Regions from separate parts of the Homo sapiens genome. Here regions 1, 2, 3, 5, 6 and 7 are each linked to region 4. The links are chromatin loops, found by intact Hi-C in ENCODE. Cell type or tissue: endothelial cell of umbilical vein. All regions are shown on one strand.

Evidence for each region. Peaks named below come from ENCODE experiments on the same cell type or tissue, not always from the same donor. Only the 100,000 strongest peaks of a DNase experiment are listed, where the experiment ranks them.
Region 1: it touches region 4 in a loop (15-fold over the local background); 70 of 110 quality-filtered maps call a loop at or near these places.
Region 2: it touches region 4 in a loop (15-fold over the local background); 15 of 110 quality-filtered maps call a loop at or near these places.
Region 3: it touches region 4 in a loop (16-fold over the local background); 57 of 110 quality-filtered maps call a loop at or near these places.
Region 5: a loop joins it to region 4, with 2.3 times the contacts of the local background. A loop is called at or near these places in 4 of 110 quality-filtered maps.
Region 6: a loop joins it to region 4, with 3 times the contacts of the local background. A loop is called at or near these places in 16 of 110 quality-filtered maps.
Region 7: a loop joins it to region 4, with 3 times the contacts of the local background. A loop is called at or near these places in 6 of 110 quality-filtered maps.

Annotation. Positions count from the first base shown.
Region 1 is chr12:22,099,441-22,103,440 of GRCh38, reverse strand. No RefSeq gene overlaps it. Among named protein-coding and RNA genes, the nearest start is that of CMAS, 55 kb to the right of the region's middle. RefSeq lists an enhancer at 1,461-1,600. In endothelial cell of umbilical vein, a CTCF peak has its summit at 2,325 (motif pointing left); DNase peaks (open chromatin) are centred at 1,330 and 2,300; H3K27me3 peaks cover 43 bases.
Region 2 is chr12:21,695,709-21,699,708 of GRCh38, reverse strand. All of the region lies in intron 1 of KCNJ8-AS1 (KCNJ8 antisense RNA 1), which reads right to left. Among named protein-coding and RNA genes, the nearest start is that of KCNJ8-AS1, 35 kb to the right of the region's middle. In endothelial cell of umbilical vein, a CTCF peak has its summit at 1,700 (motif pointing left); a DNase peak (open chromatin) is centred at 1,668; H3K27me3 peaks cover 235 bases.
Region 3 is chr12:22,081,489-22,085,488 of GRCh38, reverse strand. It overlaps LOC105369690 (a long non-coding RNA gene), which reads left to right and starts at 2,962. Exons shown (of 5, transcript XR_931423.4): 1 at 2,962-3,103. In endothelial cell of umbilical vein, no CTCF peak of the experiment used is centred here; a DNase peak (open chromatin) is centred at 2,108; H3K27me3 peaks cover 153 bases.
Region 4 is chr12:22,333,317-22,337,316 of GRCh38, reverse strand. It overlaps ST8SIA1 (ST8 alpha-N-acetyl-neuraminide alpha-2,8-sialyltransferase 1), which reads left to right and starts at 2,610. Exons shown (of 5, transcript NM_003034.4): 1 at 2,610-3,320. The coding sequence starts at 3,085. LOC105369151 (a long non-coding RNA gene) reads left to right here and starts at 3,327. Exons shown (of 2, transcript XR_931426.3): 1 at 3,327-4,000. In endothelial cell of umbilical vein, a CTCF peak has its summit at 1,579 (motif pointing right); a DNase peak (open chromatin) is centred at 1,606; H3K4me3 peaks cover 1,282 bases; H3K27me3 peaks cover 1,289 bases.
Region 5 is chr12:22,190,911-22,194,910 of GRCh38, reverse strand. ST8SIA1 (ST8 alpha-N-acetyl-neuraminide alpha-2,8-sialyltransferase 1) reads left to right here. Exons shown (of 5, transcript NM_003034.4): 5 at 1-1,520. Among named protein-coding and RNA genes, the nearest start is that of ST8SIA1, 140 kb to the left of the region's middle. In endothelial cell of umbilical vein, no CTCF peak of the experiment used is centred here; no DNase peak of the experiment used is centred here.
Region 6 is chr12:22,269,169-22,273,168 of GRCh38, reverse strand. All of the region lies in intron 2 of ST8SIA1 (ST8 alpha-N-acetyl-neuraminide alpha-2,8-sialyltransferase 1), which reads left to right. Among named protein-coding and RNA genes, the nearest start is that of ST8SIA1, 64 kb to the left of the region's middle. RefSeq lists enhancers at 1,201-1,370, 3,108-3,277. In endothelial cell of umbilical vein, no CTCF peak of the experiment used is centred here; a DNase peak (open chromatin) is centred at 1,948.
Region 7 is chr12:22,119,185-22,123,184 of GRCh38, reverse strand. It overlaps the pseudogene SULT6B2P. Among named protein-coding and RNA genes, the nearest start is that of CMAS, 75 kb to the right of the region's middle. RefSeq lists a silencer at 1,748-1,807. In endothelial cell of umbilical vein, a CTCF peak has its summit at 1,765; no DNase peak of the experiment used is centred here.

The sequences.
Region 1 (4,000 bases), 230 kb after region 4:
CTTCCTGTCAAAAAGTAGCTGCAGCTCTTTCAAAGTGAGAGGTTAGATCCTCGTACCTACCCGTAGGAAAGGGGCTGAATCCAGGGGAGTGAGCAGCGATGGACTACAGGCACCTCACTGGATAAGACCCACCGGCTTGGGAACCCAGCCAGTCACCAATAATAACCGTTACACCTCCCTGAGATGAAGCTCCCAGAGGGCGGGGTGGGCCACATCTTTGTTGTTTTACAGCCTTAGCAATTGTTGCCTTTGGACTCTAGGAGTCTGAAGTGACTGGAGGCTGGAGCGGACCCCCAGTCCAGCATAGCAGCTCTGCAAAGCAGCAGCCGACTGCTTTTCATGTGGATCCCAAATCCCATTTCTCTTCACTGGGTAGAATCTCCTGACCAGGACCTCCTGTCACCCCCACTGGTGTTTTCTGGCTGACAGCAGTTCCAACCCCTCCCTGAGATGTAGCTCCCAGAGGGAGGGGCAGGCCACCATCTTTGCTCTTTAGCAGCCTTAGCTGCCTTCAGGCATTAGAGTCCATGGTGACCAGGGGCTGTAGTGGATCCCCAGAAAAGCACAACTATCTTGAGGAAAAGCAGCCAGGCTGCTTTTTTACATGGGTCCCTGATCCTATACCTCCTTACTGGGTGGGATCTCCTGATTGGGGTCTCCAACCACTTCTTGCAGGTGTGTTCAGGTTGGTAACAGGTCCGACCTCCCTGGGATGGAGCTCCCAGAGGGAGGGGCAGGCCACCTTTTTGCTGTTTTGCAGCCTTCACTGTTGATATCTTTAGATACTGGAAAATTCAAAGCCACTGGGGACTGGAGTGGACCCCCAGCATACTGCAGCAGCCCTGTGGAAAAGTGGCCAGACTGTTATGTGGTCCCCAATCGTGTAGCTCCTCACTGGGCAGGTCCTCTTGGCTTGGGTCTCCAACTACCCTCTGCTGAGGCTATAGAGCCAATAGCAGCTCTGTAACTCCCTGGGCAGAGCTCCCCATGGTAGGGGCAGGTTGCCATGGTGGCTGTCTTGCAGCCCTTGCCCTTGGTGTCTCCAGGCTCTGGAGAGTCTGTGAGGATCAGGGACTGGTCCAGATCCCCAGCACAGAGCAACAACCCCATGGAAAAATGGTCAGATTGTTCCCCATACAGGTCCCAGTCCTCACTTCTCACTGGGCAGGGCTATCCAACCCCCAACACAACCACCCTGACCCTGCCTGATCACTTCAATCAGAGCCAGCTCAGCACTTCTCCCAGGAGGAAATCGCAGAGCCAACCCACAAACCCTCCTTCGCTGCAGCTGCAGTGGTACAGTTCCAACAGCCCTCGTGCTTGGGAAGGAACAAGGGGCTTAGTCATTATGCTGGCACTTCCAGCACACCACAGCCACGCTATAGAGAGGAGCCCAGCCCCTCTTCCAGGGGAATCCCCACCCCACACTCTTCACCAGGCAGGGCCCCTGGCTCATGACTGCAGAACAGCCACTCCACCCATGGCTGAACATATCCACTGGTAGTGGCCTGAGGAGAGGCTTGTAGAGACATGTTACAGCCCCTTCGTCACTGGTTCTATCCCTGCTGCCCTCAGTCTGAAGAAGAAACAAAGAACCTGAGGGCTACATCTGAGCTTACAGCATGCCACAGTCATATGGAGAGGAAACCAGTCTCTCCTCCCAGTGAACCATTGACCCCCTGCTGCCAAACAAGCAGAGCCCCAAGCTCATGTGCCAGCACTGCACCTGCCCCTCCCCACTGGCTGAACACTCCCAATAAGAGCAGCTCTGCTTCACAGAGGTGGAACCCCCAGGGGCAACCAAAAGCCTCTCTGCCACTGCCTCTGCAGTGGTATTACCCCTGCCACTCTCAGAGTAACAAAGGCAGAAGCAGTGGCAGAGAGGCTTTGGTTGCCCCTGGGGGTTCCACCTACAAGAAAGATGGAGTGCAGGAAAGGGAACTCCAGGCTTGGGCCCACAGCACAGACCCATCCTAGGCTGATTGCACTGAGCGATTGCTGACCTGCATTTCTCTGGGGTGGAGCCCCTAGGATACAAATAAAAGACCATCGGCTACAACCACTGCTAAGGTTCCTTCCTCTGCTGCCTCTAAGTTGGGGAGGAAACATAAACCTTGAGTTCACCCCAGAGCTCTGGTGGACAGCCTGGGAGTGCCAAGCCGCAATTTACAGCCAGCGCTCAAGTGGAAGAGGGGCCCTTGATTTCAGAGCATTGAGAGGGAACATGGCTGCAACTGTGAGGAAATACAGGGGAACCACACAACTGAGCAAGAGCCTACCAACTGACCACTATGCCTAAGCGCCACCTACTGGATCATACCCCAAAGCTTCAACACCAAAAATGTCTAGGTAACATACTCCCCTGTAAAACCAAAGACAAGAAGTTAGCCACAAATAAAAACCCTGCACAAAGCTTCAGCCCTGTGAAAACATCCAGAAAAGAAGTCTATTGACTATACTCAATCTACGCTGCAGTTAAAGGAACACCCACATGCAGAGATGAGAAAGAAGGCAATACAAGAACTCCAGTAACTCAATGGCCAGAGTGCCATATGTCCTCCAAATGACCACACTAATTTTCCAACAAGGATTCTTAACCAGACTGATCTGGCTGAAATGACAAAAATAGAATTCAGAATATAGGAAAAACAAAGATAATTAAAATTAAAATTCAGGAGGATGGCAAACCCCAATCCAAGGAAAATAAGAACCACAATAAAACTATACAGGAGCTGACAGACAAAATAGCCAGCATAAAAAAGAACCTAACTGATCTGACAGAGCTGAAAAACACACTACAAGAATTTCACAATGCAGTTGCAAGTGTTAACAGCAGAATACACCAAGCTGAGGAAAGAATCTCAGAACTTTTTTTTTTTTTTTTTTTTTTTTGAGACGGAGTCTCGCTCTGTCGCCCAGGCCGGACTGCGGACTGCAGTGGCGCAATCTCGGCTCACTGCAAGCTCCACTTCCCGGGTTCACGCCATTCTCCTGCCTCAGCCTCCCGAGTAGCTGGGACTACAGGCACCCGCCACCGCGCCCGGCTAATTTTTTGTATTTTTAGTAGAGACGGGGTTTCACCTTGTTAGCCAGGATGGTCTCGATCTCCTGACCTCATGATCCACCCGCCTCGGCCTCCCAAAGTGCTGGGATTACAGGCGTGAGCCACCGCGCCCGGCCAGAATCTCAGAACTTGAAGACTGGTTCTCTGAAATAGGACAGTCAGGCAAAAATTAAAAGAAAATAAAAAGGAATTAATAAACCTCCAAGAAATGTGGGATTATGTAAACATGCCAAATATAAAAATGATTGGCATCCTGAAAAGGGATGGGGAGGAAGCAGACAACATGGAAAACATATTTCAGGATATCATCCATGAAAATGTCCCCAACCTCACTATAGAGGCTGAGAGTCAAATTCTGGAAATACAGAGAGCCTTGCAAGATTCTATACAAGAAGATCATCCCCAAAAAACACAGTCAGATTTTCCAAGGTTGAAATGAAAAAATGTTAAAGGCAGCTAGAGAGAAAGAGCATGTCACCTACAAAGGGAACCCCATCAGGCTAACAGCAGACCTCTCAGCAGAAACACTACAAGCCAGTAGAGATTGGGGGCCTATATTCAACATTCTTAAGGAAAAAATAATCTTCAACCAAGCATATTATATCCAGCCAAACTAAGCTTCTTCTAAGTAAAAAAGAAAGAAGAACCTTTTCAGATAAGCAAATGCTGAGGGAGTTCATTGCCACCAGATGTGTCTAAGAAGAGATCTTGAAAGGAGCACTAAATATGGAAAAGAAAGACCATTACCAGCCAATAGAAAAACACACTTAAGGACACAGACCAATGACACTATACAGCAACCACACAAACAAGCTGGCACAATAACCAGATAACAACACAATGACAAGATCAAATTCACACATATCAGTACTAACCTTGAAGGTAAACAGGCTAAATGCCCCATTTAAAAGGCTCAGAATGGTCAGCTGGATAATA
Region 2 (4,000 bases), 640 kb after region 4:
TATCTGCTCAGAAATATATATCAGAAATATATATCAGAGTTGGAAGCTCTTTAGTGGAGATGGATCTTAGAGGCCCCTTTAAGACATAGGCTTTTAGAAACCTTCTATATTAAAGCATGCTCTTACATCCTTCCAATCCTATAACAGAATAAACGTTTCAAAGCACCGACCTGTTAATTACCTTATTTAATCTTCACTATGTTGCATTCATTTGTAATGTTGTTTCTTATTCAATTAAGTAAAGAAGCTTAACTTCTAGATGCATATTATGTGTTTTAAAAGGCTGCAAAAAGCATAAGAATAAAAAATTATTTTCCCCATTAGCTTATCATCAGGAAAATTCCAGACCAAAGAAAGGCATGGAAGTGGATGGTTATGGAGTAAACTTCTGGAAGAAACAAATGTGGAAGACACAGCTTTTCCTCTTTGTAACTTAAGCCAGAATCAACCTACTTTTATCCAGGGGGTAAACTGAGAGAGAAAGAAAACTCTCTATTGACTATTGCGTGCATGCCAAAAGATCATAGACTTTATCTCAATGAACCCCATATAGGCGTTATTATCCCCATTTTATAGATCATGATAAAAACATGCCCACAGCCATATGTGTGGTCTTTGAAAGTACACCATCAAACCCAGACCTATTGATTATAATTATAAGGCCTCTTTTCCTTTCCATGGTATCTCACTGACAAAACCTGTGTTGCCTGGTCTGTGACCACGTCTTGGTTAACTGAAGGAGAACAGAAAATTGTCCTTTTCAGCTGAAACTAAAACCAGATCAACTGACGACTCCAAGATGTTAAAAAATGGTCCAGATAATCCTGACTAAAAATACAATGGACAAACAACTTTATCAATTTCAGACTATTTTTCCCGGTCTCTTGAATTTTGCATGTGAATGTTTCATTTAAAAACAGCCTCATCAAGCAAAGTTTAAAGAAGTGTGTCCAAAAAAATTATAGGTTTTTCCCCCAATCTTTAGAAGATTTTCATTGCTATTGCTACGAAATACAAAAAGTTAAACAAAAAATTTTGTTTTCCAAGCTGAAACATGTATTTGTAAATCCAGGATAGTTAAACAAGAAAACTATTCTTGCAGAAAATATCTGAAAAATGAAATAAGCAATATTAAGACAAACTGAGTAAGGAAGTGGTGATTAAGTGGAGTAAAGACCGAGGTCATGTACATCTGTGCTGTGTAAGGGCCCACTTCATTTTTTGATAACTTCACTTTTTCACCCTTAACAGGGTTAACCCTAGAATGTGACAAGGGTAGCCTATGACAGGCGACATTTTGAAGTCACATTTATACAACCTCTACCCCAAACCCAAAGACCTCTCTCTCTCTGACACAAACACACACGGAAATTTATATACTTTTAATATACACAACCCAAGGTAGTCTTTTACAATTTACCAGAGTCATTTATTACTTAGTGGCATTCCAGCTCTCACACAAAATCACGATATTTCCTGTGCTTCCCTCCATGCACGTTTTGTTCACTTCTTTGCACAAGGGAACTGTGACTCTAGCATGCTGACTTGTCGTAGAAAATAAAGTGGGAATTTTTGGCCATCACTTTTAATTTAGAGCTACTGGTTCATTTCTAGAATAACATTAAACAAGAGAACGATTAAAAAAAAAAAAAAAAGAGAAAGAAATGAATGAATAGGTTATCACTGCCATCTGGTGGTGAAAATGCAAGAAAACAGGATATACATTCTGATAGCTCAAAATAGAATTAGTTTGGGAAAAGCATTGTTTTATAAAATGTCAAAAAATGTTCAGAAGTTTAATTAAGAAATGATTATCAAATGTTTGTGTTACTGATATGACTCAGAGTAGTCGCAATACGGAATATATGATCTCTTCTGATTCACATTTTTTTTTTCTCAATTTCCAGGAACATAGAGGTGTTCCTACTTTTCAGGCCCAAGAACCATAGAAAAAGTTAAATGATCATTGCATCCGTTTCACCTCCCCATGGCACTCCTCCTTCACAGTTGTTATTTCAAGAGAACTAAGTATTTACAATCATGCTATGTGGTGGGCACAGCATACAAAACGGACATCTCATCACCTGCTTGCCTCTATCAGGCTCTGAAGGTGTCTTTCCTAGGAAGTTGTCAACATAATTAAATCAGACAAACTTCAAGATACCATTGCTTTTGACAGTGTGGAGTTTCAACATGACAGACTTTGACTCTGCAGGGGGATTCCACAGCAGCTCCCATCATATCTAAGCTTCTATTACACCCAAGCTTCTATCACACACTAAGCAATGTGATCTCACATTACACAGCATACTAAACTCTCTATATAGGAAATCAAACTTTCTTACGTTGCACACACACACACACCATTTGTTTGTTTCTGCTTTCAAGTCTTTATGCTTTCTTTTATTTTCACTTGTATTGCCTATCATATTATCCTCTTCAACTACCCAGGTCCTTGCCAAACGTAAAAATTCACTGACTTGAAAATGCCTCAAAGGTTATCTATATATTACTTTTTAGGGTTTGCTTTCTATATGTCAGACACTGTTTCAATCATTTTATGCACATATTAGTATTTCCAAATTCTCAAAAAAACTTTGGAGAATTATTATTCCTATTTAAGCGTGGAGAAAACTTGGCTCAGAGCAATGAATAACTCATCTAAGTCTGCACTGGGAGTGAGTGGAGAAACCAAGTTTTGAAGCAAGGTCAGTCTAATTTAAAGGTTAAACTCATTCCTTCCTTGCTCATCATTCTAACAGGGCTTTAGTACACACACATATATGATGTAAGAACAATACATATATGTTCTTACATCCCTTTCCTGTGCAATATGATCCATTCCTCTCAAGAAAGTATGAATGACATTTCCTTTAGCAACTCCAGAGAACCCTCATTAGCTAATGAAGTGGTCTCTTGGTTAACAGTGTGGATTTCAAAATCAGAAAGCATTCTACCACTAGCAACTTTACAGTATTGCAAAAGTACTAGGCTTCAGATCTTCAGTTTTGCCCCTTTGAAATACTAATAAACCTTTTTGAAAATTAGGTGAGATAATCCATGAAAAGAGCTTAACTAGCATCATGCCTGTGACATGTTAAGCACTCAATAAAAGTTGGCGTTTATTATTTCAGTCTCTTTTATATACTGGATATTCAATGCAGATTGATGATTAACTGTTTTCAGCGATATGAAAAGGCCTTTATGAAAGGAAAAGAGCTCTTCAGAATATTGGATGACTCTGAATGGTGACTCTAGAATAACAGGGCAAGACTCTATATGGGCTGTAGAATCAATCATATGAGAGATCTGGGTAGAACATCTTCACATATTGGAAAATGTAGGGGACACCACGCTCCTGGGGTTTCTAGGCTGGCAGTGAACACATGGAAAATTCTAAATGTGAAAATGACAGCTTTGTCAGTTTGCTCCTCGAGGCCTGCCAAAGACTGCCACAGTCCCTGTCCATCTCTAGTAAATCACAGTAACTAATTCAGCTCCTACACCAAATTTGGCTTCTTCTATGACTTTTCCTAACATAAAAACACACAAAAAAGAATAGCAGCACAAAAACCACATAAGTCCCAGAAATCATTTCCAGATGAAATTTTATATGTTCTGCTTTCTAGTTTTGGCAAGTCATTGAAAAGTAAAATAGCAACCACTGTGAGAGAATTCTTATATTTCTGGAAAATGATGTTCCAATGTTATTTTTAAGGAAAGGAATGTTTATCCTTCGTTCCGAGGAATGATAAAAATGTTCCCAAATTACCCTTTAAAAAGGCAGTGATTTTACAAAATATATATATATACACACACACACACATTAATTCCTCACTTTATATCTTAAATAGGTTCTTTGAACCTATTGCTTGTTAAACAAAAGTTTAAACAAAACGACATATAACAAAACCAATTTTACCACCAGCTACTTGATATAAATAAGATTCAGTTCCTACAACAAATTTCTGGTCACAAAAACATCACCAGACTTCTAAAT
Region 3 (4,000 bases), 250 kb after region 4:
GTCCTTTAGAAGGGACTCCAGGAGCTGTACCAAACTCTGAAAATACTGATGATTAAGCCACATGGGGTCATCTCTTCTGAGCCTCCATACAGAAGTGAAGGGTGACAATTAAATAAGAAAAGTGTGACGATAGAGGTCTGCAGATATGAATCTGTGTGTTGGGGGACCCAGGAATGGGGCTCAAAATGAAGCCTCAGAGGCTGCAATAGGTAAGCAATGTTTCCTCAGACACAATAGGTACACCTAATGTACAATTGTTCTGGTGGGCATGTGTCCAGCATGCCCACATAGCCAGCTGGGTCTCATCTTTTGCAAAATATGGCCCTCTGGCCAGGTGGATCAGGCATGAGCAGAGAGACTATGGCTGAACTTGACGGCTCCTTGACAGATCCCTCACCCTCTTTATGGTCCAAAGCTGCCCAGTCTCCAGAGCCACAAAACCAGCCTTAGTTTAATGTTGCCTAGAGGGGTCATAGTCCAACTTTTTTAACTTCATTGGCATTCTTTTCCCAGTTGTACATTCATATCTTTTAGACCATTTCTCAAAGCACATTTTGCAAAATATCAGCATGCTAATTACCTCTGAAGTAATTGTTTAAAATTCCATTTGGGAATTGTTGCTCAAGAACAGTAGTAGTCAACTCCGGCTCCACATGAGAATCACAGGGGAAAAATATTTTTAATAGCAATTATCTGGGCCTCATACCAAAAGACACTGGTTTGATTGGTCTGGGTTATTCTAGGCATCTGAATGTGCTGGAAGCTCCCCACAGTGACTTGAGTGAGTTAGAGTCTCTTCCAACGAACAGGTGTATGTCTGGAGGCAGGTGGGCGGGATGAGGCCACCTGAGGCCTGTTGGTAATCAGGAAGAAAGTCTCCAATGCACACGGAGTACCTATTAAAAAGACTATAGGATGGTTCCTGAGCCTGGATTCCATCCTGCTGTGCTTTCAGAGGGCTGCTCTCTCTCCTTCCTTTCCAGAAAAGGGGGCCTTCACAATTTCATTCCTCTAATAGATTCTCACAATTCAGTGTGCATAAAAGTCATCTGATGGAATTTTACTAACATGCCAATTCCCAGACGTTATCCCAGAAATTTTGATTTAGTAGCACTGGGAAGGTGCTGGAATATATATTTTAGCAATTACTATATGATTTTGATGAAAGTGGTTGAGGGACCATCTTTGAGGAAACACTGCCTAAGCCTTCGCCAAGGTATAATCTGCTACCCTTGGGAATGTTCCCTGTCTTAAATTTTGGATCTAGCACCTAGTGTCTGGCCCTGGGTATAATCATTAACCTTTCTGTGCCTCAATTTCCACACCTGTAAAATAAATGAAATAAAAGTGCTTTATAGAGGTTGTGAGGATTAAAAGAAATTAAGATAGAGGTCATGGTAATGGCCTGAGGTAACCAGGTGATAGATCTGGGTAGCTTAGGGAATACGTGTGTGTGTGTGTGTGTGTGTGTGTGTGTGTGTGTGTTTTGAGACAGTCTTGCTCTGTTACCCAGGCTGGAGTGCAGTGGCACGATCTCGGCTCACTGCAACCTCTGCCTCCGGATTCAAGCGATTCTTGTGCCTCAGACTCCCAAGCAGCTGAGATTAGAGGCGTGCGCCACCATGCCTGGCTAATTGTTTTTGTATTTTTAGTAGAGATGGGGTTTCGTCATGTTGGCCAGGCTGGTCTCACAGCCCTGGCCTTAAGTGATCCACCTGCCTCGGCCTCCCAAAGCGCTGGGATTACAGGCTTGAGCCACCGCACCAGGCTGGGAATACATCTTTCTTTTCGGTTGGCGCTGGTCCTCTAGTAAGGCAGTAGCTTAATCATTTACGTGTCCTCTTTCTATCTCAGCCTTCCCACCACACTTCCCCACTCAAGGCTCACTCCAGACATTGTTAGAAGAAATTTTCCTTCTATCCATGTGATGTGTTGTAAAGAAAGACTAAAAAGTATCCAAATTGTACTTTATAAACAATTTCCTATAGTGGAGATTGATACTCAATGTATGAAGGTCAAATGATGAAGATGTACCATTAAGCCTCATCAGACTCTATTAGTTAATTTCAGTCAGCAAGTGACAACTGCACATTTTAAAACCTAGATCTGTGATGACACCCAGTGGCCAAAATGTCAACCACTGAAATTTTAAAAATACATCAAGTATTTTCATCAGCATACAAATAATATTGCATCAACTTTAAATTTTGAGAGCTATTCAATAACAAAGCATGAAAAGGTTCTACACTGGGAATGTCACCAATGAAATGTGGACAAACCAACTTTCTTTAGTACTGTATTTAGTAGAACTTTCCCAACCAGTTCAGGCAGATAAAAGCACCAGGTTATCAAAGGTGACACATTCCTAAAAAAAAAAAAAAAAAAAAAAAAAAAAAGCTTTTAAACTTGGAAAAAGTAATTTGCATCAGTATATAGCAAAGAACCAATGACCAAATGCAGGAGAGTACAACAGAGATTATTAAGACTTCACACATGGTCCTTTAAATAATTAGAAAATCATTAACATGCTTAGCTTGGCAATTCAGATAACAGTAATTACTTTAGCCAGTACCCATCCCAAAAGGTACAGGATATTTTGGACATTCTTTCACTTGCTCATTCAAAAATATTTCCTGGTGTCCTGGGTTGAGAAGCAGGCTTGGGGAGGGAGATTAATGTCCATGATGTTTGTGAAGGCAGGCTCCTGGGATCGCACTTGTAGATGGAAAACGAAGGAGGAGGATTGTGGAGAGAGAGAGGAGATGGTTCCTATACAGCCTCGGTTGACTCACAGAGAGCGCTGAAGCTAGCCTGGCCTCTCAGCTGTTGTCCATTCTTGGGGTAATGAAGCAGGGCTTTTATCCTCTGCCTCCATCCAGTCACTGGATGTGGGCTACTCCCAGAAAGGGAGTAACCTTAGGTGAGGCAGCGCTGAAGAGGCCTGACAGCTGAGGCTTGTCTACTGACAACACTCCCAGCAGCTGAGGGGGATAAGACCTCCAGGCTCAAGGGTGAGCTCTACGGCCCAACACAGCGTCCACCACACTGACGCAATATGATGCCGACAAAATAAACAGGCTTTTCGATCTTCTGTAACTTGAAGGTAAGTATTAAGCCAATGAACACTTCGATATATACTTAAGGCTGTGAAGGAAGAGAGGGCTTTAAGAGAAGAAAGGGCAGGGGTTGGGGGAAGGAGAGGAGGGCTAACGCCTGGCTGTCTGCTGGTTTCATAATCAGGGCGGAGTGGCAGGAAGGATACAAAAGAGAACTATAACACTTGGACTGGGAATTGTTTACCTTATTCTGTGGGCAGCATGGAGTCACTGAGACTTTTACAAAGGGAACAGAAAGCATAAAGTAGACAAGTAAAGTGGTAGTGGAATAGATTGGATTCGAAGGAAATTAAGCATTTCAAAGTCAACACAGGAATCAAGCATTTTCTTTTGAAGGTCATCTCCAATTTGGTCCTGTGTTTCTGGTCTCATTTCTTACCATTACCTTGTAGATCCTTTCAGGCCTATACAGATAACGACCTCTTCCATTATCTGAACACAAACGTTAACTCCATTTTTTTTGATATTGTCCTTTGACACCAATGAAATTTTCTAGTTTAAGATCCAGCTCAAATTTCACCTCCACTTGAAAAGATTTTTCTGCTTCAAGCCCTTTAAGGGTCTCTCTCTACCCTTATTTTCAGGATAAAGCAAAAATGTCTTAATGTAACTCACAAAAACCAGTACAATCTGGCCTCTGTTTATTCACCTCGCCAGACTCATATCATCCCATTCCCCTATATTTGTTTGCCGAGGTGGTGAGCTTGTGCCTTATTTGGCTTTTTATTAGGTTGGGGCAAAAGTAATTGTGGTTTTTGCCATTAACCACAATCACATTTGCACCAACCTAACAATTTCAGGAAATGTAATAATCTTTGACATGCTAAATGCTATTCATTGTTAAATTGAGAAAAGGTAAACAATCTTCACAAATAAAATTACTT
Region 4 (4,000 bases):
ATAGTTATATATGAAAAATACTAGCAATACAAGACAACACAACACAACTAAGTGTTTAATCATCAGTCAGAGCCAGCAAATACTATGACATCAGAACAGGAGGTCAAAGAGAGTAGAAGCAGATACCACAAATATTTATTGAGTTCTCATAAAGTCTGTGTTTTAGGTGTCCTGGGAACACATTATTGAATGAGAACTTTCTAGATAACTTGGCTTGGTCTTGAATAATGCACTGGATTTATACATGGGGAGAAAAAGAAAACAAAAACAAACACACATCACATGAGCGGATCACAACACTGTGACAGAACTGAGACCTGTGTGTGATATAGTTTGGCTCTGTGTCCCCACCCAAATCTTATCTTGAATTGTAATCTCCGTAACCCCCCTGTGTCCAGGGTGGGACCTGGTGAGAGGTGATTGGATCGTGGGGGCTGTTTCCCCCAGGCTGTTCTCATGATAGCGAGTTCTCACGAGATCTGATGGTTTTATAAGTGTTTGACAGTTCATCCTACACACACATTCTCCCTCTTGCCTGCCACCAAGTAAGACATGCCACTTTGCCTTCCACCAGGATTGTAAGTTTCCTGAGGCCTCCTCAGCCATGTGGAACTGTGAGTCAATTAAACCTCTTTCCTTTACAAATTACCCAGTCTCAGTGGTATTCTTTATAGTAATGTGAGAACGGACCAATGTAGTGTGACTTGGAAGGGTGAGAGCGATGACCTGATTAGATTTGGTGCTCATGTTAAGAAAAAGCAGGGAATAAGTTTGGATTGTTGGGTGGGCAGAAGCCCACCAAGGTAAGAGAATTCTTAGTTTGCAGAAGAAAGAAAAACAGCACATTGTGTCACACAGATCTTTTGATGTAAAGCATGACTTTAATGCATTCTTATGATATTATATAGGGAAACATTTACATAGCCCCTTCATAACTGTAATATGCCCTAGTTTTGTTTGTCAGTTTATTTCTTTGTTATTTACTCTACAAATAGTCCTTGAACTTGAGGAAGAAAAATGGGAATGGTTTGTGTTTTACTTAAATTATAAGATCAAAGATGGCAGATGATTTATCCAAAGCCCAGGCAAGTAGGAAAAGCTCCCCCTTCCCTTCCCCTTTTCCAGGATAGAAGAGAGTTGGCTGGTTACTTTGCAGGACTTAAGATGATCTTCATTTTAAAGAATCTGTATCAGCCTCCACTGTGGTAAGATGTGACTGGGATTTCAAGGTTTCCCCTGTCTCTACTGATTTACCTAAGTAGGACAGAGATTTCTGGGGCATGCCTGCCGGTGGAGGGCAGTAGGTCACTCAACTAAGAGCACAGTATTGTTGAGAAAATGACACTAAAGTGGTCATCTGGGATGCTACTTCGCTTTTGGTAAATAACTTTGCATCAACTTCTCAAGTTCCACCTCTCAGTGGAGACGGATGCTAGACAAAGGTACCAGACACCGCAGCCTGGTCGGCTGAACAAATGGAGTTATAGCCTTAGATTTTGTTTTCGTGATGACTAAGCTGACCAGGTTTCTTCTTTGTCCTTGCACACTTTATGCTTGACGAGATGCTTAAGCAAATAGAATAGGCGACCGCTAGGAGGTACCCGAGCTATGCGTCGGCCGCCGGGGCGAGCAGAAATGGCTAACAGCGACTCTCTCGGCTCGGTGGGTCAAGGCGGGTGGTGCTTTTCCAAGGTCGGGGTTGCGATAAGCTTATCGCTTATCACAAGCAAGAAGGGCAAGAAGGACGTCTAAGAACCAACGGTCCTTTAATCTAAAAGGCCGCGCGCCTCCAAGGCAATGTGACATCTTGAGGTCTAGTGTTTGGGCACCAGCTGCCTGCACATCTGGATGCAGCACTTCCTTTCAGGGAGGAGGCGAGGCGGAGGACCCCGGAGTGCACGCACCTCCTCGTGCGCGCGCTCGCTTGCGCCCGTGAACGTGTGTGTGTGTGTGTGTGTGTGTGTGTGTGTGTGTGTGTGTGCGGGCGCGCGCGCACACACACGGGCCGCGGCTCCGGGACCGGCTAATGGGGGTGGGGGCCCAGGAAGGAATAAATCTCCGCCAGCCTCCTCGCGCCTGGCTGCGGGTTAATATCCAACCAGCTAGAGAAAGACTAGGGTGACGGCAGCAGGGTGACAGCCTGGGCACACCGGCCGCTTGTCGAAGGATCAGGATATTAGCCAGTCTCCGCCACACTCAGGGACTGATATATTTCTATTGGCGGGGGGCTGTTGGTTTTTATTGTCTGCCGTTATCTCCAAAGAACAAGGGCACGAGTGAGGGGTGCGCGCTCTGGGCGAGTGTCGCGGCTCGGATCGGGTCGAAGGAGGCAATTTTGCGGGTGGGGGAGGGAGGGGGAGACCTTGATTTCCACCAATCCCCGGGCGTTTGTCTGCGAAGTCCGGGGCGCAGCGGAAGGCTGCGGCGCGCCGCTGAATTAACTGATGAGAGCGAGTTCTTTTCTTCTCCGGGAGGGGTGGGGAGCGAGGGTCCCGGCGGGCGAGGCGGAGGAGCCCGGGGCAGGATAGCGGTCCCGGGCCGCCGTGGAAATTTCCAAGGACTTGGTGCGGCGCAGAGAGCGCGTCTCGGGGCGGGGTGGGGGGGGGGGGGTTGCCTGGCGGCGCAGCAGCGCGGGAGGCGGCGAAGGGCGCAGGAGCATCGCTCGGAGGGGACAAGGGGACGCCACGGGCCACATGTTTAGGAGGGAGCCGAGCCTTCTCCCGGACCCTCGCCGAGGGCGACCGTGATGCTGCAGAACCGGCGGGAGCGACTCGCCGCCGCCGCTCTCTGCGCACTCGGAGACCCCAGCGCCCGCCTTCTGCAGGGGAAGCGACCATGGCCATAGATCGTGACTTCACCCCCAGCCACTTCCCCTAGAAAGAAATCCTTGGAAAAGTTGCATTTGAAAAAATCCTTGCGCTGACCTTTGGGGCCGACGGGGCCGAAGAAGCGTGCGTGCGTTTGCAAGTAAGAGAACCAAAGGTGTGTGTGCATGGGGGGCTGGCGGTGGGGGACCCTCCGCTGCCACTTCGCCTAGCTTTGTGCTGAGGCCCCGGCCCCCGCCCCTGGGACGCCGGGGCTGCGATGAGCCCCTGCGGGCGGGCCCGGCGACAAACGTCCAGAGGGGCCATGGCTGTACTGGCGTGGAAGTTCCCGCGGACCCGGCTGCCCATGGGAGCCAGTGCCCTCTGTGTCGTGGTCCTCTGTTGGCTCTACATCTTCCCCGTCTACCGGCTGCCCAACGAGAAAGAGATCGTGCAGGGGGTGCTGCAACAGGGCACGGCGTGGAGGAGGAACCAGACCGCGGCCAGAGCGTTCAGGTACTCCTGCCCTCGCGGCTCCTCCCCTCTAGCGTCCTTTCCTCCCCGAGTGCAGAGGACAGGGTCACCGGCGAGGACCGCCTTGCACCGTCTCGCAGAGGCATCCCTTTCATCCGCTCTTCCATGTCCTTTCCCTCCATTTGTGCCATTCCCAACCTGGAGACTTTAGTCAGGGTTCCTTCCCCACCCCTGATCCCCAGAGATGTGCAGACACCTGCTTTGCGCATGTAAAGACTCGACGCATTTCTTCCCAAAGCGGAGTTTTATTTAACAATTTACGGATAAACAAAACAGAGGGAAGGAGAACCCAGGATAACTTAGTCTCTTGCACTTAATAAGAATTTACCTCTTGGGCTCTGCAGACATTTGAAGCTGTAGGGAACAAGAAGCAGGTAAAAGGCATCTCCCCGAGGTGGAGTGCACAGTCGGTAACATAAGTCCCCAACGTCGGAGTGATGGGCAGTGGAAACATGGACGGATCCCGCAGCTTTGCGCAGTGTGCCCACAGCAAGTGCATAGTACTGACTGACGTCTACTAAGAGACGATACTGTGCAATTTTTGTGTTGAAATCTCGAACAGCTGTCTAGTATTATTATCTCATCTTGTTGACCACAAATTGATTCTTTAGAAGGATGAGTAACTTCCCCAAGGTCATTACTTTTGACCTGTGGGTGCTGGA
Region 5 (4,000 bases), 140 kb after region 4:
AGCCCAGCCCCACACTCCTGTTTTCATAGCCCTTTTTTGTCTGTACTTTGGTACATATTCCCCAAATAAGATTATTATTTACATCTGTCATGATGAGGCAGTGATAGCAGCAAGTGTCACTTTGACCCTCACCCTTGGAAAGTGGGCTATGCATAGCTAGAGTTAGAACAGGAGGTTCTAATCCTGCTTCCACAATTACTTCAGTAACAGGCTTTTGTATCCATGATTACTTAAGCTGACTTAGATGCATTTTCTACCCTGTATTCTAGTGTACACAACACAAACACACATAAGCCCTTTACCTGTGGAGAAGAGGGAGATGGTTGATTCAGTGGGAGTGGGGAGTGGCAGAGGGTGCCTTAACTTTTTCTGGCTTGACCCCTACTTCCTTATGTGTTTCCTTCATATACCTCTGTCACTTTAGAGATGTAATCATGTCTGTTCCAAGTTGTATCGTTATTATCAAGAAGTCCTATAAATGTAGCAAATGTGACTATTTTATAGAAATGCACAATAGTTTATAGGCCTTGGAGAAGTCTGATAATAGTATGTAAATATCCTTCATTGAAGTCATAGAACCTTCTAGTAGGAAGCTCCATAGGTGATAACTGCAAGAGGATTAATGTTTGTTTCTCCAGTAAACACCGGAAGCAAGGAATCAATCTGTCACTGTTTATCATTCAGTCTTGAGCACCGTTGGGTGTTGATAGGTTACTATAGACACTCCCCTTATAATTAATATACAGGACTCACAATTTAGGATGTCTGATGGCCACTAGGGTACATCATAGAGACACTAGAGAGAAGAGAACAAATATAGCTCCATCAAAAAGCCTGCTTAATCTTTAACAAGTCTGAAATATTACTAAAATTCCAGTTACCGTGCAGCATAGTCAGTCTAAAAAGCACTGGGGAAAAAGGTGTCTTTTTGGTCTCTTTAATTCTATTATGGCACATTTTAATATTATTCCACATGTGTGCAAACTATTTCTCAAGAGCAAAGTTTGAGGCTGGAGTTAAGAAAATAGAAAAATTAAAACATTATTTTTTCTCATATAATATAATCTGACTACTAGTTCATGGATATAATAATTCTGGGAAAAATTTTAGATTAAACTATAAAATTGAAATCACCTTTGAAGAGTATATGGAATTGCTTCTTTCTATTAAAGCCAACCTACATTGGCAAAAAGTGTGGAGAAAATCAGTGTGCTCAATTCTTTTTGTAGAGTTTCATCTAAAATGTTGCAGGTAAAAAAGAAAACTTTAATTGGTACTTTCTACGGTGTGATTAGAAAAATTAGTATCTATCTCTGTTGGTTCTGCTGACTTGCTTCTTTCCACCGAATCTAAATGCAATGTCATAGGAGGAGGTTTGCTGTAAAAACATGTCTTTTTCTTTGGTGTATTCATTGTAATTATGGCTGGCAGTGAGAAGGTTCGGTAAGTCTCAATTTCTCTACCTCCTTTACTTGGAGAAAATTTGTAAATGTACCCTGTGAATAAAATGATTTTTTATAGCTTGTGAAGTCTTTTCATTTTCCAGAATTAAATGGGTGACGCTCTTTCATCTTCTATTCCTGCTTTGTTTTGTATCCATATCAGCTACACTGATATTTTTTTCTTACAGATGAAAAGTCATGAGACTTAGTGAGGAAATCATTTTAGAAATCCTGAATTATAATTGCTAGAATATAAGAACACTATTGGTACTTCTTATGTGGATGAAAGGACTATCTATAGGGCAAACTAGAAAGAAAACTGAGCATTTATTTAATATGATTAATGTAGATAAGCCTAGTTTTTCCAGTGATAAAACTTCTCCTTTTCGTCAATATCAGTATGTGTGTCCAAGAGATACTTTAATACATTCCTAACAAGATGCAATACATTTAGATTCCCCTTCTGCACATATGGGTGACTTTCAAAACCCAAGTGTGCCTTTTAGTCTGAATTATTTAGACAATTGCTTCAAACTCCCATTCCCCTTGGGCGCTGTTGGCCCAGTTCTGCCAAACTCTTCCTCAGAGGGAGTGACATCAGGAAAAGTGACCTTGATTCATCCTTTGTTATACATTTCTCCTCAGAAATTGATCAAGGTACTCTGTACAGATCTCCTTATTAATTCTCTGACTTCATTCTCACACGACATAGCTTTTTGGGCTACAGCTATTTTAAGAAAGGACATTCTATTACCTAATGGAAAATCTACATGGTGTTTAGCTGAATCACTTGGAAACAAATGCAATACTCTAGTATAAATGTGGGTTACCCTAACCTATTCTCAGACGATATAAGGAAAACAGACTTAACTTGTTTTCACCAACTATCATTAAGTCCCCAAATCTAGATTTGACAGAGTCCTGCTCTTCTACTTTGTTTCAATTTGAGCATTCAAAAACAGATATTAAGACTTCAAAGGCATTAATTACTGAAGAATTCCCCCTAAACCTAAAAGGAGGATAATTATAAATCATAGACTATATTTTTACTTGAAAACTTATTATTTTGGATATACGGTTAGATTCCTGATGATATGAACAATTATAGATGTAGGAGGATTGACTTCATTTATAATTTATATTATTCCATTTTATGAGCTTTTAGAAGTATATGAAAACAAGTTCTTTGTTTCATTTATATACATAGAGTAAAAGTTATTTCTTTCCTTCTCAATAGTCATGAATTCTGGGCCAGAATTAAAAAGTCAGCCTCAATACTTGGGAACTTTTTCATGGTAAACAGTGCAATCAAATGTTAGGTTAAAAGGCAATCAAGAATTTGTGAGTCTCAAGATAGATGCCAATTGAGATTCCAACCTTTGCATATGGAGGCAAGGGAGACAGTAGGAATAAGGTACAAGTGTTCATTGGGTGGGACCACTATAATCCATTTCCTACCAGGCAGATTACTGATCTCTACAAAGAGAATGCTTTTCTACCAAGGGTTTAACATTAGCCTTTGCTATTGTTGGTTGGGCACTTGGCAGTGGTGGAAGCCAGATTATCATTAGTCTTTGATATTAATTCCATGCATAACCTCCATGCCTGTTACCAAAACCACTTTGTATAGAAGTCCATTGAGAAAGTAGTGGAGTAATTGAGAAAAGAGACCAGCTGTTACCCACTCAACACATTGTTTAGTCTGGGCCTCTTATAAAGGTTATGACTGCAGTAGTGAGGTTAATTTCTGGAGTGGTTATCAATGTGTTCTATCCTGGAGCACATAACAATTTATTCTAACTGAACTAGACATGTATTCCAGATTTGCCTTTCCTGTCCTCAATGCTTCTGCCAGCATGGCTATCTATGAACTTACAGAGTGACTCATTTACCGTATTGACATCATGTACAACATATAATATCCTTTTGACCAAGGGACACACACTTTATGGCTAAAGAAATGTAGCAAGGAACTAATTCTCATGGAACTAGCTTGTATTAGTATTACTCTTTACCATACCATATAGAACATACATTATCAACAGGAGAGATACTGCCCCCTAAAGAGGAAAAAATTGGTTTTAGGGAGTGTGATCTGAGAGACCAAGTTAGACCAAGTTAGATGCCTTTTTATCAATCAGGACAGGCCTAAAGATTAAGGAAACAAAGTTAACCTATGGGTGGAGGATTCAGGGTCTGGCTGGCATGACACGTTTCTAAATTCCTACAAGAAAAACCACACTCTCACCAACCTCCTTAACAATAAGAGCTTTCAGGCAAGTTGTCCTAACTCTGATTTACAACCCAGACCACTGCAACTCTGATTGGACAGGGGATCAGCCTTATCAACATTCTCTTCTGATAAACTACTGAAGACCTTAGGCCAGTTTCAGCAGCTTATAAAGGCTACACACAAACTCTTTGCATCCTATACTTCAACTTCTGATGTAAAGAGCCAAATTCCACCTCATTTTAATGCTAAAACTCAGCCCAAAAGTGAACATGGCTGTATGTTATGTGGATGTTTGCCCATTGGGCATGCACTCTGCTCCCCTCAT
Region 6 (4,000 bases), 64 kb after region 4:
CTGTCTGCAACTTGGAGGTGGGGTTTCGCCAGGACCTGCCCGTGTCTATCTAGGCATTTGTCTGCCTCCTGTCATTATCGGTAAGAAACCTCAGAATAACTGTCCCAGACTGAAGCCTTTAAGGCTAACTGTGAAGATAGTCAAACAGGGTGACCCCGAGCGCTTTTGTTACCATGTTACTCTTGTGTCATTAGATAATACAAGTCTCAGATGTTGCAATGAAATCAATCTTAAAGGACACCATAATGGAGAAATTGCTGCTGTTTTTGAAGATGTAAAAATCACAGTCAGAGATGTCAGCTCAGTCAGTCTCTGCCTTCTCCCCAACCAGAACTAAATGGCAGAGTGCAGTGACAGAGCAAAAAGCTGAACTGGTTCCGAGGTCTCTTCCCTGCCAGGAGCTGGCATCTCCAGACTGTCGGTTCTTGTGTTGGAGCCTTGGTGCTCTTCAGTCTTTTAGCCATCAAATATTCTTGTACCAATTTTCCCACAAAGCGAATGACTGGGATTTGTATTTTAAAACCACAGCTATTATAATACCAGTATCTTTGAAATTGACATACTGTCTCCCTGTTAGTTTTCAATTTATCTTGGCCCAGCTGCTGGAGGAAAATACTTTTCAGTCTTTGTAGCGCCGTGGAGCCAATATGTTTAGGAAACAAGCCAGTCAATATAGTTCCCAAACAACCTCTTGCCAGAGACAGTAATAATTTTTTAACCCCTTGAACTCTAAATAAGAAAATGGTTTCATCCAGATTATGAACACTAAACCTTGGTTGGTGTGGGCAGTTTGAACAATCATCCTTCGAGTTGAAAACTTTTTGACTGTCCTTGGAATTAGTAAAGGACATACATTAAGTAATCCCCTAGGACTGCTTTTTCAGCTTGTAATTACATTTCAAGGAAATGGCCCTGTAAAACAAGTAGCAAAGTGCTCTCTGCAATATTTGAAAGTAAGACCATAGCAGGTCAAAAATTATAAAGTAAATTATAGTCATTCACTTAAAACGTTCACTTAAGGCATTTTGTAATTTCATTGGTGACCTTTTATTGCATCATGAACAAATAGGGGCAAGAAAGGATTTAGAAGATAAAGATTTGGGCTTAGGAAAATAAGCATTCAGTGGTAAGGATTTATAAGATGTAAGATAGATTAAGTAAGGGCCAGGAAACCTTTGGGGAAAAAGGCAAAGTGTTATCATATGAATAAAAATAATGGTAATAAAATGTCATAGATTATGTCATGTCTTTAAAAAGAGGGTACCTGAAGGAAATTTAAATTTCATGTTTTAGGTTATGTCATACCATGGGGATCTTGATATGTAGAAATTTCCTTTCACTTTTGCAGATGGTTGAGAGATCTAAGAACAGTGGAGGGATGCAGAGAACAAGGAGACAGGAAAGGCTGATGTAGGACACAGAACATCAGAATGACTACTTGGAGCAGGGAAGCCACCAGAGCAATGTGATGATTGGCGCTCTCGTATTTTACAGCTATTAATAGGTCATATTGACTGAATGATTTCTAAGTTCCAGACCTGGCACTTTTTATAATTATCATTTTATTTAATTCTTTCAATAACTGTAGAGGTAATTTCTTACGTTTCCCTTCACCCCATTTTATAGATGAGGAAGCTGAGGCTAAGAAAGGTTCAGTACCCATCACAAAGTACATTGGAAGTGGCAGAATCCTCTGATGCTGTAATTGTGTAAATAACCATTTTATTCTCCATGACCTGGGCACTTAGAAGATGACTGAGGAGTGATTTAGATATGTTATGTATATTCATATAGAGTTTATATATGCTATCGTTCCATCTGTCTGTGAAGTTTTCCTCAATTAAGTTGTGCTTGAGAAGCATTGAGGATTAAATTGGCCAACTCTGAACTTTCTGTTGCCAGTGCTTCCTGTGGGCTTGGCATTCTGTTTAGTACACTTATAAGAAAGTCATTCCAGCCTTGAAAACATCCTTAATGCAGATGTTTTCTTACTGAGTCAGTTAATGGATATGTGAGCCAAAAGGTTCATCAAAGCCACTGCTGATGAAACAACCAAAGCTTCATTTTCTTGAGGCTCCTATTGGAAAGAAAAAGGAAATCTATGTGCCTGTGGGAACTGCAGACGTAAACTACCTACCTCATGTAAAAGGCTACCACGATTGCAAGTGACATGGTAGGTGCAAGTATGGCCAAATACATAGGAAAAAAGGCACAATGAACTTTTTAGTGTATTTCCATTTACTAATTATGAATCTGTGACCACCTGTACAAATAAAGCAATTAATGTCAACTGTTTACGACTCCTACAAAAGTTTCTTCTTTTAAAATTTCAATTTTCTTTTTGTTCCTATCTTTAAAATTTGTGTAAATTTATGGGGTACAAGTATAATTTTGTTCCATGGATATACTGCGTAGCAGTGAAGTCAGGGCTTTTAGTGTATCCATCACCAGAATCACATACAGCGTCCTCATTAAATAATTTCTCATTATCCAGCCCCCTTTCACCCCTTTACCTTTCTGAGTCTCCATTGTCTATCATTCCACACTCTAGGTTCACGTAAAAGTTTATTTGAAATAGATTTAGAGGAAAAATTATATTGAACATATTTTTGTTTTAATTCAGTATTTTAATTTTAAATTGGAAATAATTAGTAAGTTAATTTAAATAAATAAACTCAATTCCGCAAAATGTGACACTTTAAGGAAAGTGCGTAGGAAACATTAATGAAACTCAAATGTATTAGAGAAAACCTACCAAAGAGTAGGTTGGTTATATTTTCTCAATTTGATTCAATTTTGTGGCTACACTCTACAACTATAGTTTGTTGAAGACTAACTATGTGCTAGACTCTTTGCTAAATGTTTTGCATGCATTATCTGATAATCCCAACATATGATGCTGATATTATTGTCTCCATTTGACATGTAGAAATTGAGGCTGAGCCAAAAGTGTCCTGCCTGGGATTTCCCAGTTAGACACTGGTTCCATGCTGTGATTCCAAGTCAAGATTCAAACTGAGGCCTGTTGAAGCTAACATCTACAAATTTAACCCTTTAAACTGCCTTGCATTTCCTTTCAAATTAGGTAATATGCTACAAAATGATTACAACCTAATGAAGTCTCTCTCCTGATATGTCTGAAATACCTATAATAGTGTATAAGGAGATTCCCATTTTGTTTTCCTTGGAAACGGATGGAGACTTACTCAGTTGCTAATTTCTGTAATGTGGTCCAAATTGTTTAAACCTAACAATTCCATATTTAAGGATTTATCTTAAAGAATTAACTGTACAACTGCTCCAGGCTATATGTATCAGATAAGTAACAGCAGGAGGACCTCTATATGGAATGGGTTAGTGATGGTGAACTTGTTAAAAGAGGGTTCTGTCTCTTCAAGACTCCTTTTATGTGAGGTGTTTTACATACAATTAAGCAAACTTTATTGTCCATATAAAAGAAGAGAATACAGTGGGCTGATACTCCCGTTTCTCAGCTACCTTCTTAGCTCTGCCACAATTCAAAGATGTTTATAACAGTATTGTTTATCATAGTGAAAAAATGGGAATAACCTAAAATATTCAACATTAAGGGATTGGTTAAATTATGAATCACCTCTACAGTTAAATACCATGTTGATATTACAATCATGAAGGGAAGGTATCCATAATATCTTGTTAAATAAACATACACATTACAATAGTATTCATATGGGATCACCTGATCCCATTTTGGTTAGAAAACAAGCCATTTAGGATGGGAAGTCCACCCAACAGAGGGCTGAGAAATCACTGCAGGTAATATACAAATATTACTTAATGTTATTTTGAAAAGAAGCAAGGGAGACTTTTAGAAACTTTTGGACTTCTCTTTGTCAGTTAGAATCCTGAATTTTTCACTAACTGCCTTATAAAAAAAAAACAACCCTGTATTTCATTTAAATCTGGCACAGAGAAAAGAGTCTTTCCCAATCTTTGGCTAAAATTCCCTAAAGCATGTATT
Region 7 (4,000 bases), 210 kb after region 4:
CGAGATCATGCCACTGCACTCCAGCCTGGGTGACAGAGTGAGACTCCAACTCAAAAAAAAAAAATCTTAACAATTTACTGTTTGCTAACCATGTGCTACAGACACTTATCTAAGTGTCATGCTAACATTATCTCATGTCTTCCTTATTAGAACACTATGAAGTAGATGTCCTTATCCTTATTTTACAGAGGAGGAAAATGCAAACCTTTGGAGGCCAAATAACTTGTCCACAGATGTGTAACTAATAAGGAAAACAGTCAAGATATAAATTCAAGTAGCAGCTCGAAAATCTTTGCCCTTACCACAGTGTCATAATTTGTCCTAAAACAAAACAAAACAAAACAAAAAACCAGTCCTCCTCGTTATTAATTCCTCCTCCACATGAAAGGCTTCTAAATATTTGAAGATAGTTTGCATGCCTCACTCCACCTCAATTCCATTTTTGGAGTAAGCAGTGCTGAAATACATATATTTAAAAAAAAAAGATTGGGTCTGCTTTTCCTCAAGAAAAGAAATACTGTTTTTGTCTACTGTCATTACACACTGTGGTTCACCACCTCTCTCTCCTGGCTGCATGAGCTCTGATTTGGCCACATCTCTATTATAGTGCAGTGCTTAGAAGGAAACGCACACCATAGATATGGTCTGACTAGGGCAGGGTAGAGCAGACCTAGCACTGCTTCTGTTCTAGAGATTATTTTTCTGTGACTGCAGCTACAAAAATGCCAGCCCAGACCAGAACTCAGTGAAGCTCACTGGCTTTCAGGGAACATCTGTCTTTGTTGTCACCACGTTAATCAGGACTCATAGCAGAATATCTAGGAGGGGCAGAGTGTGGTTGGAAAAATATTCCACATGATTCTTTTACACCTTCTTAGGTGTGAAGAGATTTTACTTGTAAGTATTCTACATCAGGATGTTCCAGCCTGTGCAAACCCTGTCACCACCAGGAATAGTCACTGAATCACTAGAGCTTTTAAAAGAAATCTGTATGAATGGAAGCAGTAGCTTCACTTTTCTTTACTTATAATGATATGGGGGGGGCGTTAGGGAAGTGCTGGGTAGAGAAGGGTGGGATCCCTGGCGAGGGCTTCACCCTCGGGCATGTGCCTGCGGACCTAAGTGAGAATGAGCACTCCTGTTTTCACACCTGAGTATTGCATTTTCCAAGACGACTCTGGTCCACCATGCCCCCATCCTGCGCCCATATATTCCTGAGATTTTAGCAGGCACACACACAAGTGGCTGAATGTCGAGACCAGCAGACCAGAGATGGTGGAATGACACACAGCAGAGAAAGAAGGAAGATGGGGGATGTCTGGAAGCTGAGGGGAGTTTGGCGGGGAGTGGTCAGAGAAGAATTCGGCCGCTGGGCAGCCCAACTCCAGGGGAATACCATCTTCCCACTCCACCCCCACTTCTAGCTCTCCATCCATCTCAATGAGAGCCACCTCTACCACTCGATAAAACCTTGAACTCATCCTTTGAGCCCACGTGTGATCTGATCCTTCCAGGATACTGGGCAAGAGCTTAGAGTCCAGAAGGCTCTCACACTGGCCCTCTGCCCTTGCAATAAGGAAGAGGGTCGATTGAGCTGATTAACACACAAGCCATCTGCAGGTGGCAAATTTGAAAGACCTTTGTAACACACGCCCACTTGGGCTTTGGGAGTCACGGACACCCACCCCTAGATGCTGCTGTGGGGCCAGAGCCCAAAAGTGCACAGGTGGCCTCTGCACCTGCCCATCTGCATGCTCCCCCTAGCGGTTTGAGCTTTGGGGTGACCAAGCAGATGAGCCACACCCTGGCACATGTCCTGTGAGGGGAACTGGGGAACTCTCCCATTTCAATAAGATAGGGCTGTTTGTCTTTCTGAGTGTATGCATGTATGGATGTATTATATGTATGTGACTGTGTTTCAGGGATGTTCTTCAATGACTTTCCTTTATTTTTCTTTTGGTTTTGAGACAGGGTTTCCCTCTGTCACCCGGGCTGGAGTGCAGTGGTGCGACCACAGCTCACCACACCCTTGATCTCCTGGCCCCAAGCAATCCTCCCACCTCAACCTCCTGAGTAGCTGGGACTACAGGTGCACAGCAACATGTCCAGATAATTTTTGTATTTTTTATACAGATGGGGTTTCTCCATATGGCTCAGGCTGGTCTTGAACTCCTGAGCTCAAGCAATCCACCTGCCTCAGCCTCTCAAAGTGCTGGGATTATAGGCATGAGCCACTGCACCTGGCCTTCAATGGCTTTTTGAGGGGAGGCTTATTCTCTTGCAAATGAAAACATAATGTAGTAGAAAGAAAAGGCTATGGACGTAGAAGACTTGGCATCAAGTTCTGACTATAATTTATTCCCTGTATGACTTTGGATGAGCAGAGTAACCATTCTGAGTTCTACATTTCTAATATAAAATAAGACCAATAAATCTATTCTGTAGGATTATTTAGAGATTCAAATTAAGTAATGGCTGAAATATGCTATAGAAATCTACTCATTATTCTACTAGACACAGAAGACTTTTAAGTAGTTTTATATCAACGTGAAAATACTGCAAGTAGGTATTTTTCTAAAGAGATTGTTTTACAACTGAGGCATCATGATATTCTGTATTCATCTTCAAATGTAGTCATAGACATGAGTTATATGACAAGACAGTATAATAAAGAGACAGCAGGTTGGGCACGGTGGCTCACTCCTGTAATCCCAGCGCTTTGGGAGGCCGAGGCTAATGAAACACCTGAGGTCAGGAGTTTGAGACCAGCATGGCCAACATGGCAAAATCCCGTCTCTACTAAAAAAAAAACAAAAATTAGCTGGGCGTGGTGGCATGTGCCTGTAATCCCAGCTGCTTGGGAGTCTGAGGCAGGAGAATCACTTGAACCCAGGAGGCGGAGGTTGCAGTGAGCTGAGATTGCACCACTGCACTCCAGCCTGGGTGACAGAGCAAGGCTCTGTCTTAAAAAAAAAAAAAAGACAGCTACATTTATCTAATCTTGTAATTTACCTTTTAGATAGTATATAAATATGCTTTATTTTTTCAAGTTAAACAATAACTGTAAATTGTGTTCTAGTAATATTTTGATAGGTTAGTATTTTGATGAAATTAATATATTAGCATTTTTTTTCCTTGTAGCTCTATCTCCAGTCTTACATTATTACTCTATATTTCCTAGGCCAATTCATCCTAGAGAATTTATATTTTCTGTACGATTATCTTATCCTCAAAGTACTTTCTAGAAATTCAAGACTAAGATGCTCATTATAATGAGATATAAGTGTGGGGCAGAAGGTTTGCAGAAAGTGTGGAAGGTTTGAAATAGCTGATGTAAAGAATAGAATGTGTTAATGTAGGATAAGTAGGTTTGGTAGGTGGCCTTGGTGTGAATAGAGTTGTGTAAATTTCTCCAGCAGCACTCTGTAGCAATGGAGAGAAGAAAAGATGGTAAAGTGTTTTGATTCAATACTGGGCACATTTTTAGGTGACTGAAATAAGCAATAAGGGGCAAGGAAGTTGAAGGTTTTGGAAAGAAAACTGTTGAGAGGATGAACAAGGGAAAGAAAGTGAAGATAGAAAGGGACAAAAGTGGTCAGAGTAGGGATTGTAGAAACTATTTATTAAAGTCACTCCAGCTGATGGTGAGACTTGAGATGACACAGAAAATGTTCTAAAGTCAGAATCTTCTGTGAATGTAGGGGAGAGACCAGGAGGTCAACTTATGGCTGAAATATTGAAGGAAAGAGTGGCAGATTCCCATGACTCTCAAAGAAGCCTGGTTTCTATAGGAGGAGGGAGTTCTGGAAGTTTCTAGGAAGCAGTGAGATTGTTGACTCACTCTTCAGACCCTAAGACATAGGTTGGGTGAGAGTGAGCAACCTCTATTCAGGGGCACACAGGGGAAGGAGCCATTTGGACCACAGAGAAAGGGCAGTCCAGGTATATGTTAAGGCCAAGAGGTGGTAGGATAATTCTGTAATTAACCAAAGAAAAGTAT